2 separate regions of the Homo sapiens genome follow, and region 1 is linked to region 2. Evidence: chromatin contacts called from ENCODE Hi-C or POLR2A ChIA-PET data. All regions are on one chromosome and are shown on one strand. The core of a region is the stretch at or near the end of the contact, and the rest is flanking DNA. Distances in the headings are between cores, read along the strand shown. Region 1 holds the start of STN1 (STN1 subunit of CST complex). Region 2 holds the start of HIF1AN (hypoxia inducible factor 1 subunit alpha inhibitor).

Region 1 (5,915 bases), core at 3,182-5,681, 3.4 Mb after region 2:
AAAGCTTAATGAACTAAGAAAAGAAAATGGTAACAAATACTAGATAACAGAGCTCATGTTCCAGCCTTTCCCAAGGCCCTTGTGTTCCTGCTGTTCCACATGCAGCCCACAGAGGCCTAAAAGCATCAGAGGACCCCCTGGATCATCAGGCCCCCAAGAAGGAGGAGGGTCAAGCTATAAGGGTTCAGGGATCTAGGGTCACAGGCAGGTTGACTCGGATTTCAAGCAGCCAACCCTGAACATCCACAACCACAGCAAGACATTTGACTGTTTTCTCTTTTTAAAAGTACTTTTGATTGCTCTCTTTTTAGTTTAACTGCTGTTATTTAATCGATGCTATGTTATTTATGTTTGACAGCATTAAAACACCTAAGATAATCTTTTTCAACCAGATTTAATATAATTCTTATGAATATATTATTTCCACTTCATTGTACCCACTAGAATAATAGGATAAGTATTATATGCTGATTTAAATAAAAGAGTCACTATTATTTAACCCATCATTAAAGTTTGACATGGATAGAGATATTTAAAACAATAAATACGACTTCTGTATGTTATGAGCTATTATTAAAAATACATATATATATATATATATATATATATATATATATATATATTTTTTTTTTTTTTTTTTGAGACAGGGTCTTGCTCTGTTGTCCAGACTGGAAGGCAGTGGTACAATCACAGCTTACTGCAGCCTTGACCTTCCAGGCTAAAGTGATTCTCCCACCTCAGCCTCCTGACTAACTGGGACCATAGGTACTGCTTTTTAAAACTCAGACACGGGGTCTCACTTTGTTGCCCAGGCTGGTCTTGAACTCTGGGCTCAAGTGATCCTCCCGCCTTGGCCTCCCAAAGTGCTGGGATTACAGGCATGAGCCACTGTACCTGGGATACTTTTTTTTTAATGCAAAAAAAACCCAAAAACAAAACAAAACAAAAAGAACCCACACAAATCTAAATACCACCACAATCAAATTTCACAGTATTTTTCTTAGTTCAACTCTAAATTCAAATTTTGAGGAGCTGACGTTTTGCAATCATTTTGCAATGCAATTCTGATGCTAACTACTCAAAGATAGGTTAAATTTCACAGGTGAAGGGCACAGTCCCCAACAATACTGCCCTCATTTGAGTCATGAGTCCCAAGTTTTGTGAGAGTCCTCAGGCCAACTGCACTTCTGACCAACTGGTTATAAATTTGGGGGTCCCCAACACTCCCTCAGGTTTGATAATTTGCTAGAATGACTCACAGGACTCAGGAAGGTGCTATACTTATGATTATAGTTTTATCCATGAAGGATCCAAATCAGGGCCAGCCAAATGAAGAGATGCTAAGGCAGGGTCTGGGAGGGCACAAACACAAAGCTTCTGTGTCCTTGACACCTTGCCCCCTGACACACCAACACATGATTATCAACTAGGGAAGCTCATCTGACCCTCAGTGTCCAGAGTTTTTACTGAGGTCTCATAAGGTAGGCACAATTAACTGAATGATTGGCCACATAACTGAACTCAATCTCCAGCCCCACTCCCTTCCCAAAGGGTCAGACTGATATGATCTGGCTCAAAACCCCCAACTCTCTAATTGAACAGTTGGTCTTTTAGGCATAGACAGCCCCACCCCAAACTATCTAGGGATCCAGCATGAACCACCTGATTCGCATAAATTCAAGTGTGGTTCGAGAGGGCACCATGAATAATGATGACGCTCCTATCACTCAGGAAACTATAATAATTTAGATGTTACCCTGCAGGAACCAAGGGCAAAGGTCAGTGAAATTCTTTATCACACAACACATTCATTTCATATTTTATCATTTTTGGGGTTTGTCTTTGTTATTTTGTTTAAGATATTCTTTGCTGTTTAAACAATCCTAAATTTTATGTAGTCAAAAGTTTTGCCTTTATAGTAAATGGAACCAAACACAACAACAAAACAAAAACCTAGGAGTGGAATTCCCCACCCCCCAGAACACTATGGTATAGTCTAAAGCAGTGGTCCCCAACCTTTTTGACACCGGTTTTGTAGAAGACAATTTTTCCGGGGATGGGGGTTGGGGGAACGGTTTGGGGATGAAACTGTTCCACCTCAGATCATGAGGCATTAGATTATCCTAAGGAGTGTGCAACTAGATCCCTCACACGTGCAGTTCACAATAAGGTTTGCGCTCCTAAAAGAATGTAATGCCGCTGCTGATGTGACAGGATGTGGGGCTCAGGCAGTAATGCTCACTGGCCAACCACTCACTTCCTGCTGTGTGGCCCAGTTCCTAATGGCCATGTACCAGTAGTGGTCTGTGGTCCCAGGGGTTGGGGGCCCCAGGTCTAAAAGTATCCAATCTGTCAGCTGATGTCTGCTTTAACCGTGAGGTTTCATTTTTAAAACACCTTGGAAACATTCTCACCAGTGATAAATCAAAGATCACTGGTCCTGTTTTTGTTGGTTTGTTTTTAACACATCATAAAGTCTTTTGCCTACAGGTAGAGTTAAGCCCCTGTCATGTCCTTGGTACCTGTTTTCTCACCTGCAGAAGATCATTAAGCAAGGCTAGAATTTGGTGTGAATTAATTTCTTCCTGAAGAGATGAGCTATGAAGAAAACCAGACTGGAAAATGGAAAACTGTGGAGGAGGTTGGCTGCCTTCCAAGGGAAAACACAGACCATTTCCAACAATAATTAGGAAATAAAGGTGTGGCGAAAAATCTGTACAAAAGGCATTAGCATAAGGTCATCCAAATATATTTGTACATTTAACTGGAAACAAACAAAACCTTATCTCATTAAAACTGTGGATGCTTGAGATTCTTGACTACTTCTAACTCATAGTTTGTTATTCAGAAGGACCTTGACTGGAAAGCTTCACTCAAAATAGCAAAGAAAGTTTAACCAAACTTCTCAAATAGCACAGTAAACATGTGGCTATTTGTGAATTATTACACAGCTACGTGAATTATTTAAATCCACCCCAAACTATACTTGTTATATTTTTAGGTAAGATAAGCCTATCTCTAGTAGCCACTATTCTAATACAAAAAAAAAAAAAGAAAATTTAAACTTTACATGTATAATGCCTTGTTGCTTCAACTGCTATTTCTATTTGAGGGCCCACTATATGCCAGGCACTGTTCTAAGCCCTGGGATTACAAAGGTGAACAAGACAGATGATGTTCTTCCTCTCAGGGAGTTTATAATATTTTGATTCTGCTTAATTCAAAAGAAAACAAACCCCCTTTACATATCAGGAATCAAAAGATTCCATTACACAGGGTTAAGCTCCATTTTTACAAAGAAACCCAGACTTTGCAGAAGGTGAGTCACATGCCCGGACCAGGTAAGTGGCACATTTAGGAAAGGAGCCAGGCCTAGGAATATCTGGCCCAGCGATCTCTCCAACAGGAGCAGGGCCAAAGAAAAACAAATGAGCATTTTTAAGCATGAAAGACCCTAAATGGAGGTAAAAACCCCAGTACAAAAGTTACTCCCCCAAACACCTACTAAAAAAAAAAAAAAAAAAAAAAAGATTTAGACTGTTTTTTTTACCTTGCAAATAAATGAACTCATGCGAAGGTCCAGGCTAGGTCCCTTTCAAAGCCTGCAGCAGGGAAGGCTCTCCTAAAAGCCTCTAATCCCAGCTTTCTGAGACTTTGGGAAAGGGTGGCAGATGCAGCCCAGGGCATCCCAGGGTGGCTAGCCACATACCTGGCACCTGGCGGGACTCCTTCATGTCCAGGATATCCCTGATGTAGAGTTTTGCAAAGGCTAGAAACACAGGATCCAAACCCCACAAGAGGGAAGGGGTCTCCTCTTCACACCGGCTGGATCCAGGCTGCATCAAGAGGCAGGGCTGTGGCTTCCAGCTAACTCTGAAAGGTTCTGCATCACTGAGTCAAGCATCTAGATGGGACACAGAAATGAGGATGCAATGCGTTTAACGTGGGTCAAAGTGGCACGGCCCTGACGCTGCTCCCAGGTGGGCGTCCAGGACTCCAGGAGGGGTGAACGCAGGGATCCAGGGCCCTGTCAAACTCCATGCCACGGGGCGTGTTAAGAGGCGTTCCTCACGTCAGGACGCCTGCGTTCCTTACGGCTCTCCCGCTGTTCTCCTTCCCACAAAGCACCAACTTCGGAACGGCTAAACATCAACTTTCACTCTGGGAAGATACGTCTGTACAGGCGTAGCAGAAACCGCTTGGGGTCCCGGGAGGAACGGGCGCCCTCGCAGCCCTGCACGTGTTGGGGCATAGTGGATGGGTCTGACTGTCGCTCTGCCCTAAACTTTCCGCTTTTGGGGATGAGCCAAGAAAAGGAGGAAAAAAGATACTAAAAAATGGACCCACTTGTAGCCCCTCCCGCCGCCTGCAGCTCCAGGAGCCCTGAGACCTGGCCCTTCCGGCGCTCGGAGCCGCTGGCGGCGACGACCCCGCCCGGCGCAGGAGCAGTTGGCTGAGGTCGTCTCTGGAGTTCCGGCCTGAGCCCGCCCCCTGCCCCGCCAGGGACCAACCCCGGTCTCCCCGCCAGCGCATTTCCTTTCTGCTGCAGCGCCTCGCCACGGCTCCGCCCCATCTCTCCCGAAGTCCCGCCTCATCCCACCCAGACCCCACCCATCCCGCCGCGGCCACGCCCCATCCTGCCCGAAGCCCCGCCCCATCCCGCCCGAAGCCCCGCCCCATCCCGCCGCGGCCCAACCATCCGCTAGGCCCCATCCAGCCGAAGTCCAGCCCGTTCCGTGCCCCGCCTCAGCGCAGCGTACTTTTGGTTCAGGCAGCGCTGCAGCCCCGCCTTCGTGCTAGCCTCCACCGCTGAGGCCTAGGAGGCGACCTTGAAATTCCTGCAGTTCTAACGCCGCTCTTCTAGTCACCTTTCACCCCTCCTCCTGCTGGTGGCGGGACCCTGAACCTGGGCCTCCTAGAGGTTGGGTCAGGATCAGACTATTTTTCTTTTTGATTCCTGATATGTAAAACAGATAAAAAGTAAGCAGTGCCACGAGTGCATTGTGGCATATTTTAAATGTTCATTTACAGTTGGTAAGTGACCTGACTCACACACTTAGGACTCTAGTTTCACTTGGAGATGTCAATATCTAAATTTGAGCCCTCGAGTGAATGTGAGGTCTTGACTCTGCCAGAGACTAGCCGTGCAAAATCATGACAATACATTTTGTCTCCTTTACCCTTGTTCGGTCTACAGTCTGGAAGGTTGTACACTTAAGAACTTTGAAAAGCTGGCATTTTGGTAAATCATGGCCACCTTGATGGTGCTTAGTCTCCAGAATTTCTATTTTAAAGTGAGGAAAGATAGCCACGTTCCACTCCCATAAAGAGCTACGTTACCCGAGACGTCAGGAATTCTTCCTAATTTACAGAGACTCTGGAAAATGGCAGGGGAGTACAGATCACCCTGGCAGACCATTCCCGGGGGAGGCAGGTGGTGGCCAAAGAGATAATTGCTAAACTATTTATCAGAGAAGGAACTTGGAGCCGCTGGAATGGAAAGTGTGTGTGTCATTAGACCCATGGCATTTAATTACCTCCCCGGCCATTTAAGAAGCTCAAAAACAAGAGTCCTTGGTAAAATACATTGCCCAGATTCTACTGCAATGAACACTAGGAAATGTAGGGTTTAAGATTTAATTAAGAGAAGACACTGGCTGGGCGCGGTGGCTCACACCTGTAATCCCAACATTTTGTGAGGCCGAGGCGGGCAGATCACGAGGTCAGGAGTTCAAGACCAGGCAGGCCAATATACGGAAACCAACCCCCTCTCTACTAAAAATACAAAAATAGCCAAATGTGGTGGCGTGCGCCTGTAATCCCAGCTACTCGGGAGGCTGAGGCAGGAGAATCGCATGAACCTGGGAGACAGCGGTTGCAGTGAGCTGAGATCGGGCCATTGCACTCCAGCCTGG
Region 2 (5,771 bases), core at 1,342-3,841:
TTGAGACAAGGCCTAGCTCTGTCTCAAAAGGCTGGAGTGCAGTGGTGCAATCTCAGTTGACTGCAACCTCCACATTCCGGGCTCAAGTGATCCTCCCACTTCAGCTTCCCGAATAGCTGGAACTACAGGCGTGCCACCATGCCTGCTAATTTTTTTTTTTTTTTTTTTTTGGCTGGGGGGATTTGGTAGAGATGGGGTTTCTCCATGTTGCCCAGTCTGGTCGCGACCTTCTGGGCTCAAGTGATTCGCTTGCCTCTGCCTCCCAAAGTGTAGGGATTACAGATGTAAGCCACCATGCCCAGTTTCTGGGCTTTTCTTTATGGGATGTTTTTGATTCCTAATTCAATCTCTTGTTACAGGTCTATTCAGATTTTCCATTTCTTCTTGAATCAGCTATTATAGCTTGTGCCTTTCTAGGAATCTGTCCATTTCATCTAGGTTCTGTAATTTTTTGACATACAATTGTTTACAGTATGTCCTTATATGCTTTTTTTGGGGGGTAAAGTCAGCAGTAATATCCCTGTTTCATTACTGATTTTAGTTCTTTTAATCTTCTTGATCTTAATTAATTTATTTATTTTTAGTAAGACAGGATCTTGCTCTGTCATCCAGGCTGGAGTGCAGTGGCATGATCATGGCTCATTGCAGCCTGCACCTCCCAGGCTCAAACAATCCTCCTACCTCAGCCTCCCTAGTAGCTGGGACTACAGGCATGCATCAACGCACCGAGCTAATTTTTAAAATTTTTTGTAGAGATGAGGTCTTGCTATGTTGCCCAGGCTGATCTGGAACACCCAGGCTCAAGTAATCCTCCTGCCTCAGCCTTGAAAAGTCCTGGGATTACAGGCATGTGCCACCATGCCTGGCCTAATTTATTTTTAATTCCCAAGGTTATGAATTAATACATTCTTGTAAAAATTCAAACATTCAGCCTGAGCAACATGGCAAAACCCTTTCTCTACAGAAGGAAAAAAAATTAGTCCGGCATGGTGGTGTGTGCCTTTAGTCCCAGCTACTTGGGAGGCTATGGTAGGAGGATTGCTTGAGCTGGGGAGGTGGAGGTTGCAGTGAACCAAGATTGCATCACTGCACTCCAGCCTGGGTGACAGAGTGAGACCCTAGCTCAAAAAAAAAAAAAAAATTCAAACACTGCAGATAAAATGAAAGCCTTGATTGCCCCCTGCAGCCTCAAACACTTCCACAGAGGTAGCCCTATTATCGGTTTGGTGTAGCATGGTTACTATGTAGCATAATTACATAGTTAAGCCAGTGCATTCATTTCTATTACTGCATAACAAATTACTGTAAATTTAGCAGCCCAAAACACCAATTTATTTTCTCACATATTCCATGAGTCCAGGTACTGGTTGGCTGAGTCCTCAGCTCAGGGTCTTATCAGGCTGAAATCAAGGTGTTGGCTGGGTTAGCGATCTCATCTGAGGCTCCGTGTGTGTCCTTTCCCAAGTTCAGTGGTTGTTGCCAGAATTCAGTTACTTGCATTTGTAGGATTAAGGTGCCCACTTTCTTGTTGGCTGTCACCCAGGAGCCTTTCTCAGCTCCTAGAGTCCACCTGCCATTTCCTGCCATATGGCAGTTTGCTCCTTCAAGGTGAACAGGACAGCTGTGCTGTGGCTTCAAATCTCTTAGATTCTGTCTCTGACCTCTAGCCCTGATTTAAAGGGCTAGAGTGATAAGATGAAGCCCACCAGGATAAATCACCTCTTTTTGACTGCCTTAAAGTTAATTGATTAGGGACTTTAATTACATCCTTGTCATATAAGCTAACCTAATTACAGGAGTGATGCTCTATCATATTCACAGTCGTGTTTTCTTTTAAGGGGAGAAATGTATACAGGATGTGTACACCGTAGGGTACAAATCTTGGGATACATCTTAGAATTGGGCCTCTCACAGCCAGCCATAAGAACTGTCCAAGTAAGCAATAGAGGTATTAATATGGCCTTTTATAATCAGTATAGATTGTTTGAAAATGTGAGATGTCCATGGTTGGCCTCTAATAACATTCGATTCACGGCAAACATATATTCAAGTAGGAGACATGGTGATATAGGCAGAAAAATCAAATGATGCTAAACAAAAGAAAACTGTCTTTGATTTTGAAAGAATTCAACTTGCTGTATATCTTTTGCCTAAGCCTTCAGTCAGCCTTTGCTCTACATCTACCAATGTGATCACTGCTTTTCCTTCTGACTTCTTTAGGTGGGTCAAGAGTTTGCTTTTCTCCCCATTCATGAGTGTAAAGTTTAATGCCTAACTGAACTTGCTTCCTTCTTTGACTCTTGTGTAGACTCGGGCACATGGGGCAACTTTTTTTGTGTTTTGCTCTACCAGGTCGTCCCTATTCCGTGGGACTAGTGTCTAGCCCCATTTCTTCAGCAGTGGAGCCTAGGATGTAGAGCTGCATACTACCATTAGGAGGCGCACCCTCAGGCCTCGGCTCCGCGTTCTTTATGTCTCTGGACCGCTCTCTCTCGCAGCTCATCTCTATGGTTTCCGTTGGGTGTGTGGTTTTTTTGTTTTTTTTTTTTTGGGGTCCGGAATAGGCGGAGCTTCCGGTTCCGGTGGGGGCCGTCCCTGGCGGCGGAGATGGCGGCGACAGCGGCGGAGGCTGTGGCCTCTGGCTCTGGAGAGCCCCGGGAGGAGGCTGGAGCCCTCGGCCCCGCCTGGGATGAATCCCAGTTGCGCAGTTATAGCTTCCCGACTAGGCCCATTCCGCGTCTGAGTCAGAGCGACCCCCGGGCAGAGGAGCTTATTGAGAATGAGGTGGGGGGCGGGGCCGCGTCTAAAGGGAGAGGAGGAAGGTACCCGGTTGAGAGGTCAGAGGTGAATGGTGAAAGAGATGGGAGACTGGCAGGGCTCTAGACTAGGGCCTATGGGAAGATGGAGAGAAAGGCGAGGAGATACGGAACTTAGGGGTTCGTGCTGATTAACAGGAGAAATTATTCTGAAGTTGAGAAGTAGTTGGGATCATGGAGGCCAACCCACCGGCTCCTTGGCATTACTTCATTTGGTGTTTTTCACCTGTTGTTTTCATTTAGGAGCCTGTGGTGCTGACCGACACAAATCTTGTGTATCCTGCCCTGAAATGGGACCTTGAATACCTGCAAGAGAATATTGGCAATGGAGACTTCTCTGTGTACAGTGCCAGCACCCACAAGTTCTTGTACTATGATGAGAAGAAGATGGCCAATTTCCAGAACTTTAAGCCGAGGTCCAACAGGGAAGAAATGAAATTTCATGAGTTCGTTGAGAAACTGCAGGATATACAGCAGCGAGGAGGGGAAGAGAGGTAAATTCCGAAAGCTTAATTTTCTGTTGGATTTAGGACACTCATTTTTCTTTCCTATACTTGTTTGAAGGTGTGGCAGAATTGGGTCAATTAGAGATTGGCCTCTCCCATCTCTGGATTCCAGTTGAAGGAGTAGTCTGGTCTTCCAGCCTTTAAGGGGTTTGAGTTCTTAGTGGTTCTTGGTGCTACAGCCAGCTAGTTCTGTAGCTTGAGGGATGAGGGAATGATTAAACTTGAGCTATGAATCTCTGGGTTCCCATCTTCTTCCTCATAAAGAGTTAGTTGCCTAGAAGGGTCAGGCAGGTGAATGGAAGGAGTAATATCGTCTGTGTGAAATCAGTGATGAGGCTGAAGGCATAAGCCTTGTTCAAAGTGAGAAGCCAAGGCCGGCGGGGGTGGCTCATGCCTGTAATCCCAGCACTTTGGGAGGCCGAGGTGGGAGGATTGCTTGAGTCCAGGAGTTCAAGACCAGCCTGGGAAACGTGGTGAGAGCTAGTCTCTGCAAAATTAAAAACTAAAACAAAAAACCATGGTGAGAGGTCATTACTTGACTCTGCTTGCTTCAGTTTTGGAGTGCAGTTCTAGGGTTGGGAGATATTCCGATTTTCAAGAGAAGTTCAAAATCAGGATTTTTATTTAAAATCTTTTGACTTTAAATGGAGCAACTAAATCAGATTTAAAGAAAAAAAGTTGCAGGGGGCCAAACAAAAATGTTTGTCACTGGATTTAGCTCTGAAAATGCCTGTTTGTAGCCATTGTCCTTAAGTATTGTGATGACTGAGGATAGTTCAACCTGAAAAGTTGTATAGTTTGTTGTGATTCTGCAGTAAAGAAGGTTAGGATTCTCTAGCTTAGGGAAGATCAGATTAAATTTGTTTTTCCTATCACAACAGCAACACAAGACACACAAGACAGTGATTCTTCCTCTCTGCTTTTATTCCTGCTTATGAGGACAGCCTCTTATGTAGGTCCGAGACAGTATTCAGTCCCACACTATAACACTGCCTCTGGGGAATTGCTTTCGCTCAGTACTTCACGGTGAATTACCCTCTCGCATTTGGTGTCCAACCCTGGGTTTCTCTCTAGTCTCTTGCTTCACTCACTCCTGTTCCTGACTCCTTATCAGCAGTCTGTGGCTAAGTGAATGGATTTGAAATATCTTTTTTTCTTCTTCTTAACACTTAGCAGTTGTCATAATGATGGGATTTTTGACCAGAAGAGTTTCCAAGATATGAACTGTGGTCGATCTGTCCATGATGTCTTAATATATTGGTTCAGTTATCTCATGCATTAATTTTCTAAAATTTAACACAGTGTGTGTGTGCACACTTCCATATACACACACCCAACATTGAGAGAAAGATTGATTTAAATGATGCTGTTGGAGTGTGTAATTCCATTGAATGAACATATACCCAAGAATAAGCATAAGATATGTGAATCTTGTGGTTCTTCAGTCGCTTGAAGTTTCTTGTGTCCCATAGTGAGAGCATTTTGCATAAGAATGAGTGTAATCTGTACTTTATGGGTGATTAAAGAGTTTTCAAGGAAAATCTTTAATTGTTTGGAAGTTTTACCCTATCAGCTGACTTTAGCACCGAGCAGCTTCACCAGTCAGCTTCACTTCAACCTGATTGGACAGGTTGTGGCGACTATGGGGTGAAATGTATTAGGATCCTCTGAGCTATTTTGAGCATTAACCATTCTGGTGTAATCATAATATTGTTTAGATTCATATATGGGCAGTATCACTGACTCTTTCAAAGTTACTTGCATATTTTTTGGGTGAATATATAATTATTATCTTTGGGGAGCGTTGCATTGAGTCTTGAGGATTTCATGTTCCTACAAAGGTAGTGTTTCCAACTCATCAAGATTTCCTATTAAGGCTGGGCATGGTAGCTCACACCTGTAATCTCAGCACTTCGGGAGGCAGATCACCTGAGGTCAGGAGTTCGAGACCAGCGTGGCTAACGTGGTGAAACCCCGTCTCTACTAAAAATACAAAAATTAGCTGGGCATGGTGGCACGTGCCTGTAGTCTCAGCTACTTGGGAGACTGAGGCAGGAGAATTGCTTGAACTCAGGAGGCAGAGGTTGCAGTGAGCCAAGATTGCGCCACTGCACTCCAGCCTGGGTGACAGTGAGACTCCGTCTCAAAAAAAAAAAAAAAAAAGATTTCTGATTAACATTGCCTTAAACATTGTGATTCTAGGCAGTGAGATGAGATGCCTTTGAACCTTTCTTTTTTTTTTTTTTTTTTGAGACAGGGTCTTGCTCTGTCACCCAGGCTGGAGTGCAGTGGCATGATCTCAGCTTACTGCAACCTTCACCTCCCAGGCTCAAGCGATCCTCCCACGTCAGCCTGTCAAGTAGCAGGGACCACAGGCATGTGCTGCCACCACCATGCCCAGCTAATTTTGTGTATTTTTAATAACCAATTTATTTATTTAAATACATAA

The links. Hi-C counts contacts between places; a loop is a spot of excess contacts on that map. ChIA-PET counts read pairs that join two places held with the same protein, here RNA polymerase II (POLR2A). Pooled maps may share reads with other maps.
Region 1: a map of naive thymus-derived CD4-positive, alpha-beta T cell shows a loop between it and region 2 (15-fold over the local background). The contact joins the promoter of STN1 here to the promoter of HIF1AN in region 2. A Hi-C loop is called at or near these places in 1 of 168 maps with a recorded cell type or tissue (naive thymus-derived CD4-positive, alpha-beta T cell) and 7 of 50 pooled maps. POLR2A ChIA-PET finds 5 or more read pairs at or near these places in 1 of 52 experiments (MCF 10A).

The regions. Positions count from the first base shown.
Region 1 is chr10:103,913,753-103,919,667 of GRCh38, forward strand. It overlaps STN1 (STN1 subunit of CST complex), which reads right to left and starts at 4,432. Exons shown (of 10, transcript NM_024928.5): 1 at 4,348-4,432; 2 at 3,710-3,904. The coding sequence starts at 3,842. RefSeq lists enhancers at 3,894-4,223, 4,083-4,728, 4,359-4,653 and a silencer at 4,394-4,743.
Region 2 is chr10:100,533,352-100,539,122 of GRCh38, forward strand. It overlaps HIF1AN (hypoxia inducible factor 1 subunit alpha inhibitor), which reads left to right and starts at 2,592. Exons shown (of 8, transcript NM_017902.3): 1 at 2,592-2,784; 2 at 3,060-3,310. The coding sequence starts at 2,608. RefSeq lists enhancers at 2,352-2,441, 2,512-2,571.